Regions from separate parts of the Homo sapiens genome. Here region 1 is linked to region 2. A link is an interaction called in ENCODE POLR2A ChIA-PET data of the cell type or tissue named here. Cell type or tissue: B cell. All regions are shown on one strand. Each heading gives the region's core, and the rest is flanking DNA. Links, peaks and the distances in the headings are about the cores only. Region 1 overlaps NEIL1 (nei like DNA glycosylase 1). Region 2 holds the start of CYP1A2 (cytochrome P450 family 1 subfamily A member 2).

Evidence for each region. Peaks named below come from ENCODE experiments on the same cell type or tissue, not always from the same donor. Only the 100,000 strongest peaks of a DNase experiment are listed, where the experiment ranks them.
Region 1: POLR2A ChIA-PET joins it to region 2 with 5 read pairs; 2 of 35 experiments call an interaction of 5 or more read pairs at or near these places.

Annotation. Positions count from the first base shown.
Region 1 is chr15:75,353,954-75,358,330 of GRCh38, reverse strand. It overlaps NEIL1 (nei like DNA glycosylase 1), which reads right to left. Exons shown (of 10, transcript NM_024608.4): 7 at 4,054-4,081; 8 at 3,839-3,900; 9 at 3,513-3,678; 10 at 1,216-3,367. The coding sequence ends at 3,297. It overlaps MAN2C1 (mannosidase alpha class 2C member 1), which reads left to right. Exons shown (of 26, transcript NM_006715.4): 21 at 1-130; 22 at 1,429-1,538; 23 at 1,646-1,725; 24 at 1,882-2,030; 25 at 2,112-2,221; 26 at 2,299-2,539. The coding sequence ends at 2,425. Among named protein-coding and RNA genes, the nearest start is that of MIR631, 2.5 kb to the right of the region's middle. RefSeq lists an enhancer at 1,909-2,203. In B cell, for the core only: no CTCF peak of the experiment used is centred there; DNase peaks (open chromatin) are centred at 1,860, 2,234, 3,061 and 3,610.
Region 2 is chr15:74,746,629-74,750,957 of GRCh38, reverse strand. CYP1A2 (cytochrome P450 family 1 subfamily A member 2) reads right to left here and starts at 2,113. Exons shown (of 7, transcript NM_000761.5): 1 at 2,061-2,113; 2 at 389-1,228. The coding sequence starts at 1,219. RefSeq lists promoters at 1,220-2,357, 4,089-4,329, 2,023-4,329, an enhancer at 4,211-4,329 and a cis regulatory region at 3,444-4,329. In B cell, for the core only: no CTCF peak of the experiment used is centred there; no DNase peak of the experiment used is centred there.

The sequences.
Region 1 (4,377 bases), core at 317-4,316, 610 kb before region 2:
GGCCCACAAGTTCCTGAAGGTGGAGTTCCCTGCTCGCGTGCGGAGTTCCCAGGCCACCTATGAGATCCAGTTTGGGCACCTGCAGCGACCTACCCACTACAATACCTCTTGGGACTGGGCTCGATTTGAGGTCTGACATGGCAGGGTGGGAGTGGCCTTGGACTCCTCCCTGGCTGGGGAGACTGCTTGTGTGGAACAGGCTGGGGAGGAAGAGGATAATCAACATTTGCTGCTTCCTAACGTGTGTGCCAGGCATTGCACTAAATGCTTTACATTGGCAAGGCACAGTGGCTCACGCCTGTAATTCCAGCACTTTGGGAGGCCGAGGTGGGTGGATCACCTGAGGTCAGGAGTTCAAGACCAGCCTGGCCAACATGGTGAAACGCCATCTCTACTAAAAATACAAAAATTGGGCCGGGCGTGGTGACTCACGCCTGTAATCCCAGCAGTTTGGGAGGCTGAGGTGGGTGGATCACGAGGTCAAGAGATCGAGACCATCCTGGCTAACACGATGAAACCCTGTCTCTACTAAAAATACAAAAATTTAGCCGGGTGTGGTGGTGGGCGCCTGTAGTCCCAGCTACTTGGGAGGCTGAGGCAGGAGAATGGCGTGAATCTGGGAGGCAGAGCTTGCAGTGAGCCAAGATCGTGCCACTGCACTCCAGCCTGGGCGACAGAGCGAGACTCTGTCTCAAAAAAAAAAAAAAAAAAAATACAAAAATTGGCCAGGCGCAGTGTTCTCAGGCCTATAATCCCAGCACTTTGGAAGGCCGAGGTGGGCGGATCACGAGGTCAAGAGATCGAGACCATCATAGACAACATGGTGAACCCCCATCTCTACTAAAAATACAGAAAAATTAGCCAGGCGTGGTGGCACATGTCCTGTTATCCCAGCTACTCGGGAGGCTGAGGCAGGAGAATCGCTTGAACCCTTTAGGCGGAGGTTGCAGTGAGCTGAGATTGTGCCACTGCACTCCAGCCTGGCAACAGAGTGAGACTCCATCTCAAAAAAAAAAAAAAAGCCGGGCGTGGTGGCACATGTCCTGTTATCCCAGCTACTTGGGAGGCTGAGGCAGGAGAATCACTTGAATCCTGGAGGGCGGAGGTTGCAGTGAGCCGAGATCAAGCCACTGCACTCCAGCCTGGGTGACAGACTGAGATCCTGTGTGAAAAAAACAAAGTTTTACATTTAATTTGATACTCATGATCATTCGATGGGGTGAGTACTATTATTTATTCCCGTTTCACAGATAAGGAAACTGAGGCTTAGGCAGGTTGGGTGGCATGCCCAGGGCCCCGTACAGTGGGAGCTGGAGTTCAGTTGTGTGGTTCTAGAGCTTGTGCTCGGCCTAGTGACAGGAGCTCTGGAGTCTGGGAGCACAAAGAGGGGCACAGGGCCACCAAGTGGGTCTTGGATCTGCCCTCCAGGTGTGGGCCCATCGCTGGATGGATCTGTCAGAACACGGCTTTGGGCTGGCCCTGCTCAACGACTGCAAGTATGGCGCGTCAGTGCGAGGCAGCATCCTCAGCCTCTCGCTGTAAGTGGGGTACCCACCAGGCCTGGGAGCTGGCATGGAGAAATGGGTCTTCCCGACCACAACTCCAACAGCTTCAGCGTGGCCCCTACGCGCCCTCCTCACCCCAGCTTGCGGGCGCCTAAAGCCCCGGACGCTACTGCTGACACGGGGCGCCACGAGTTCACCTATGCACTGATGCCGCACAAGGGTGAGTGCTGGGGACGGTGGGGCCTTCCTGCAGCCCTAGACACCTCTCTGCCCTTCCCTGAGCCCAAACCCCAGCAACCTGGCTTCCTGCCCCTTCTAGGGACAGGGGAGGGTAGCCCCCATTCTCCACCAGCATTGTTTCCTGGTCGTACCCCAGGCTCTTTCCAGGATGCTGGCGTTATCCAAGCTGCCTACAGCCTAAACTTCCCCCTGTTGGCTCTGCCAGCCCCCAGCCCAGCGCCCGCCACCTCCTGGAGTGCGTTTTCCGTGTCTTCACCCGCGGTCGTATTGGAGACCGTCAAGCAGGCAAGGGGTGGGACGTGCTGGGGACGGGGTTCCGAACTGGGCCTGCCCTCGGCCCCTCCCACCAGACGTGTTCCTCTGCAGGCGGAGAGCAGCCCCCAGCGCCGCTCGCTGGTCCTGAGGCTGTATGAGGCCCACGGCAGCCACGTGGACTGCTGGCTGCACTTGTCGCTGCCGGTTCAGGAGGCCATCCTGTGAGTGGCGGTGTGGGATTGGGGCGGGGGTCGAGTCTCGCCCTCGCAGAGCCTTCATGGCCCCTCCTGTTCTCCAGCTGCGATCTCTTGGAGCGACCAGACCCTGCTGGCCACTTGACCCTTCGGGACAACCGCCTGAAGCTCACCTTTTCTCCCTTCCAAGTGCTGTCCCTGTTGCTCGTGCTTCAGCCTCCGCCACACTGAGTCCCTGGGGCTGGGGTTTTGTTTGTAGAAGGCTCTGGGGACTCCTAATTTCTGCTTCCCCAGCCTAAAGCAGGGATCAGTCTTTTCTTGTGGAATAAATCCTTGGATCGGGAACCCTGCTGCTCAGTCCCCTTAGGGCCCATCCTCACGCTTGGGGTGGGGGTGGGAAGTCTGGGGTGGGATGGCTTCCCAGGTATTTGGTGGGTAGGGGCAAGATCCTAAGGTACCTGTGCGTGCAGGGTCTGGGTTGCAGCCCCCACAGGAGAGACTGGGGACCTCGAGCCACCAAAAGCCAGTGAAGAGACCATGAGTTGAGAAGCCCCTCCCCTGTGCCAGCAGGTAAAGGGCCTGGGCCTGGGGCTGGGGAGGGGCCGAAGGGTGGGTTTTGCCTGGCTCCTGCCAGGATGAGGGGGCAGCCCTGGACCCTGGAGAATCTGGACTGGAGGAGCTCTGGCTCCTGGGCTGCCTGGGGCCAGGGTCTTTGTACCACCTCTGAGGGGCTGTCCTTGCAGAGGCAAACTGTCCTCTGATAGAGTCAGAGCCTTGAGGACTGGGATGGGGGCTCAGTTTGCCTTGTGAGGAGCTGGGCCTTCTGTCACCAGGACCGGACAGCAGGCCCTTCCTACCTGGCCATCTCAGACCAAGAGGTGCCAAGAAGTTCAAATGTATCAGTTTATTAAAAATGCAGCATTTTTCACATGAGCTTTAAAGATGTGGAAGATGGGGTACAATTAAAACCATGAGAGTTGTGCAGGGAACAGCCGTAGGGCCTGTTTGCACCTTCAGATATTGCCTGCTCCCAAAAATTCAGACCCCCAGATGCAGGGCAAGACAATAAGAAAGGGTGAGTGCAAGCAAGGAGAGCCTCCTGCTAAGAGGCTGAGGTCCCCTCTGGTTCCAAGGATGGGATGTCAGCCTTGACCTTCCGGGGTCTGCAGTGGCCTGGGGGAAGAACAGGCAAGATGGTCAGCTAAGACTCCAGGGGCTGCCATGGCAGCCTTTCTCCCACCTTTGTACACGCGCTCCTAGGCCACCATCCCATCCTCTCCTGTAGAGCCAGTTTCTGGGAGTGATGAGGAAAGCCCACCAGAGGCTGCCTGTCGCCCCTTCCTCCTCCCCTTCTTGGGCACTGTGGGAGCTTCTGGGTCCTGCTGGAGGCTGGTCCCCTCAGGCCGCTGGGTTGCAGTCCTCTTAGGAAGGTCTCTCTTTGCCCTTCGTGTCCTGGAAGGGGCCTTGCTTGGAGGCAAAGCGTCCTGGATGGAGGAGACACGGGTCCCTGAGGGGCTCAGAAAGCAGTTCAGAGGTTGGTTAGGGCCCACCACTCCCCCCGCCCTCTTAGGGTAAGGCAGCTGCCTGGGAGGGGCAGCCAGGGCTGCAGAGTGCAGGGGAGGAGGCGGGAGCAGGCAGCCATACCTCCACTCTGTCCTCAGGACTCAGCTGTGTGGCCTTGGATTTCTTTTTGCGGGACTTGCGCCCTGCAGGACACTGGTGTTGGAGTTGGAGGGTCCTATCCTGCCCAGGGGTGACTCCCAGGGTTGCAGGGGGATAGGGTGGAGAAGGGTGCTGTAGCCCTTGCAGGCGTGAAGTCCTTTCTGCTCTCTTAGCCTATTACATTAGGAGTAGCTTACCTTTGGGTGCCAACGGTCCAGGATCCCCCTAAAATGGGATGGGGATAATTCAGGAATCAGCCTGGGTTGGCACAGGGGCGGTATTCCTTGGAGAGGCAGGACTCACACACACCCATCCAGATCAGTGTAGCTTCTCCCTTAGGAAGCCTCTAGGACATCCCCCATGTTAGAGTCCACATCAGCAAAGCTGCTCTGCCCTTGGCTACTTTCACTTGGGCTACCTGCCTTGGGCTACTTCCACTAGCTGCAACCCTGGGACGCATGGGAGGGGAGGGGTGTGACCCTCAGGAACAGTGTGGTCCTTGGAGGGTCTAGACAGACCCT
Region 2 (4,329 bases), core at 1-4,000:
TTTCAAAGAAGGAAAAGGTTAGTGTGAACACAGGGAAGCAACGTGACACCAGAGCTGGGGATTAGCCTCTGTTGGGGTTTAGGTTTCTGCAGAATGAAAGCTTTCTCACTCATAGGCCCCCCACATTGCAGGACTCTGCTAGGGCCCCATTTCCAGGGCTTTTTTCTTGGGGGCTTTGAGGAGCCCTGAGAAGGGGGCTTCAAGGATGAGGAAACTGAGGCCCAGAGAAGGGGAAGAGTCGGCTCCAGGTCACACAGCTGGTCTGAGGTGTCCAGAGCCTTCCTAGGCCTTGGCAACACAGCAGCTGTGTGGGCATGCTGGAGCTGGGAGGGAGGGGCTGCACCCAGGCCCTGCAAGGTGCCCCTTGCCACCTGCACCCCGGGCTCACCTTGTCAAAGTCCTGATAGTGCTCCTGGACTGTTTTCTGCAGGAACCACAGGAACCTCTGGTTGAAGGCCTTGAACCTCTGCAGGGCAGGGTTAGGCAGGTAGCGAAGGATGGGGAAGAAGTCCAGGGGGTTCCCGGAGGAGGCAGTCTCCACGAACTCATGAGTGTTCTTCACGAGGCTGAGCATCTCATCGCTACTCTCAGGGAAGTGCTGTCCGAAGCACATGGCACCAATGACGTTGGCCACTGACACCACCACCTGATTGTAAGGGTCGAAGTGCCCAGGCCCTGCCATCAGCTCCTGCAACCTGCTGATCAGGGCCTTAGCCTCCTTGCTCACATGCTCCTCCAGGTAGCAGGAGGATGAGGAAGCTGGGTCAGAGGCGATGGAGAAGGTGTTGAGGGCATTCTGGGCCAGGCGCCGGCGGGCAGCCCACACCGGTCCAGAGTCTGTGCTGAAGGTCAAGCTCTGGCCATCAGTGATGAGGGTGGAGGTGTAGAGGTCAGGCCGGCCCTTGAAATCGTCGCCCTGCCGCACCAGGGCCTGCCGGATGGTGTCCAGGCGGCTCAGCACCAGCACGGGCGTGGAGCCAATGCGGATCTGCAGGACGTCCCCGTAGCGCTGGCTCATCCTTGACAGTGCCAGGTGCGGGTTCTTCCCCAGGGTCAGCACATGCCCGAGCAAGGGCCAGCCCCATGGCTCTGGTGGACTTTTCAGGCCTTTGGGGACCCGAGGCCTCAAACCCTTGAGCACCCAGAATACCAGGCAGAAGATGGCAGAGGCCAGGAGAAGCTCTGTGGCCGAGAAGGGAACAGACTGGGACAATGCCATCTGTACCAACTGCAGGGAAAAAAGGAGGGACCAGGCTGAGGGTTGAGATGGAGACATTCATTCATTCATTTCCTCAGTCATTTGATAAACACTGATGCGTGTTCTGTGCTTGGCTCCCAGCTGGATACCAGAAAGACTAAGCTCCATCTACCATGCGTCCTGGGCCCACAGAGCTCACCCTTTGAGCATCACAGAATCTGAGAGCTGGAAAGGAGCCTCAAGATTCCCAACATGAACGCTGGCTCTCTCCTCCACACATCATCTCAGTTTCCACTTCTGGGGCTGGAGTAGAGGCAAGTGACCACTCCAAAATGGGGAAGCCAAGGACAGCACCCTTGTCAGCCCCTGGCACAGCATGCATGCTGGGTATTGTACCAAAGAGTCCCTGCCAGTGCTGGCTTTCTGCTGATACCTTCCATATACCCAAGGGACCAGGAGTTCCCCCTACCCAGTGACACTGAGGTGGCCAAGGTCCCAGGGCTGGTTCAAATAGCCTGTGATGCCCCCTCCCCAGGGCATTCTTTATCAATACCAGGAGGGGCACCTCCTCCAGGGATGAGTCCCCATCCTCTCACAGTCTTGGAGGTTGGGGTTGGGCTTCAGCCAGGGCCAGGGCTGCCCTTGTGCTAAGGGGGAAGCCCTCCCCATCGCTCTCCTTAAAAATGGCTTAGTCCAAACTGCTCATTTAAAATCGGGAAACAGAAGTCAAGAGCTGGGTAGCAAAGCCCGGAACTCAGGACCCCTACACCTAGCCCAGGCTCCCCGTCTTTCTGTCCCCACTAGCTTCCAGGTTCTATAGTTGGGGATCCCAGAGATTGTAAATTGGTCCCAAGAAAGGTACCTGTAGAGGCAGGTGCTTGAGATTGGCAGGGTTGTAATGGCTGGTGTGGAGCTTCTGGCTCTAGGTGAGTGGCCTTTTTATAAACACCGCCCCCTATCAGATTGGCCTGGTTGTCCTGATCACCTGATATGAAAGCTGGATCACTGAACAAAGTTGGAAGGATCAACTCTTGGCCTTGGGCCATTATCCCTCAGCTCCACCTACTACCTAAGACCCAGGGTGACTCTTTGGGGATAGGCCAGAAGGGGTGCTGGGTCCCTGGGGATGAAGGTACAGCTGTCTTTAGGGTTCAGGGTAGGGAGCCTATTTCTCTGAAGAGTAGGGTAGGGTCTGGGAGTGGGGGTTAGGCCTTTGGACTGATCTGGGCTTCTTTCCCACTGCACACATGAGGAAGAGCTCTGCCAGGGCACTCAGTCTAGGCCAACCAGGCTCACGGCCCCTCTCCAGAGGGATGTTCTTCTGTAGTACCCTCCAACAACCTGCAAAACCAAACAGTAAATGGGCGTGTTCCAGCCACTCCTGATTTTCAGCCCAAGTCCCCAAGTGGAAAAGAAGAGATGATAAAGATTTTGCATCCTAAAGAGAGGCCCCCCTTATGCAAAAAGACTAAGAGACATAACCAAATGCAATATGGATTTGCATTTGATTGCCATATCGATTGGATATGGCATTTAAACAAAATTTTAAAAAAATCTATAAAAGATGTTTTGGGGACAATTGGGGACATGTAAGCACGGACTGGAGATTAGATGATATTCTGGAATAAATGTAAATTTTTTTAGGTGTGAACAGAGTGTCATGGTATGTGGGAGTGTATCCTTATTCTTAGGAGATTAATGCTGTAGCATGGAAGTGTCATGATCCCCACAACCTCCTTTTGAATGGTTCTGTTAAAAAATGTACACCTCTAGGCCAGGCGCGATGGCTCGCACCTGTAATCCCAGCACTTTGAGAGGCCGAGATGGGCGGATCACCTGAGATCAGGTGTTCAAGACCAGCCTGGCCAACCTGGTGAAACTCCGTCTCTACTAAAAATACAAAAATTAGCCAGGCATGGTGGCATGTGCCTGTGATCCCAGCTACTCGGGAGGCTGAGGCAGGAGAATGGCTTGAACTTGGGAGGTGGAGGCTGCAGTGAGCCAAGATCGTGCCACTCCACTCCAGCCTGGGCGACAGAGTGAGACTCCGTCTCAAAAAAAAAAAAAATGTACACCTTTAAAGAGTGTAATTGGATTGTTTGTAACTCAAAGGTTTATCCTTGCTTGAGGGGATGGATACTCCATTCTCCATGAATGCTTATTTCATATTGCATGCCTGTATCAAAACATTTCATGTACCCCATACATATATACACCTACTATGTACCCATAAAATTAAAACAATGTATACCTATCTATCAATAAATCGAGAGAAAGTAGATATGAGAAATGTCAGATATTCATGGACTTACGTGAGGATATATGGTGTTTGTTGTACTAAAGGAGTCTTTAATATGGACCCAGATCTCAGTCAGATCTAAGAGGAGGAGGAGGACAAGCCTTAAATTGGATGTGAAAAGGAAGTTTGCTATCTTTTTTTTTTTTTTTTAGATACAGAGTCTTGCTCTGTCACCCAGGTTGGGGTTCATGTGCCACAATCATGGCTCACTGCAGCCTCGACCTCCTGAGCTCAAACAATCCTCTTGCCTCAGCCTCCTGAGTAGCTGGGACCACAATCACAGGTGTGTGCACCATGCCTGGCTAATTTTTTTATTTTTAAACATTTTTTTGTAGAGAGGAGGTCTTGCCATGTTGCCCAGGTTGGTCTTGAACTTCTGGGCCCAAGCAATCCTTCTGCCTTGGCCTCCCAAACTGCTGGGATTACAGGTGTGAGCCACTGTGCCCGGCATGGATGTGAGAGGGAAGTTTTGATTTAGACTGGAGTGGGCTTTTATTCCTGAAAATGAGAAAACTGTGGGATCAACCTGTGAAGATGCCAAGGCAGATGGATGGGGAATCCAATAGAGAAACAGAGCATGTTTGAAGGCCATGAATGGGAGAAGAGGAAAGTTGTTTCCTGTCTATATCTCCATTGGGTTCAGATGACTCAATGAAAAAGGTCAAGGTTTGAGGTTAGGCTCGGTTTTATAGAAAATGGACTCTTTCTTTCTCTCTGTCTGTCTGTCTCTCTAATTAACTAAAGTTCATGGTTTACTTAGATTTCCTTGCGTTTTACCTAATGTCCTTTTCCTGTTCCAGGACCCATTGGATATCACATGACATTTAGTCAT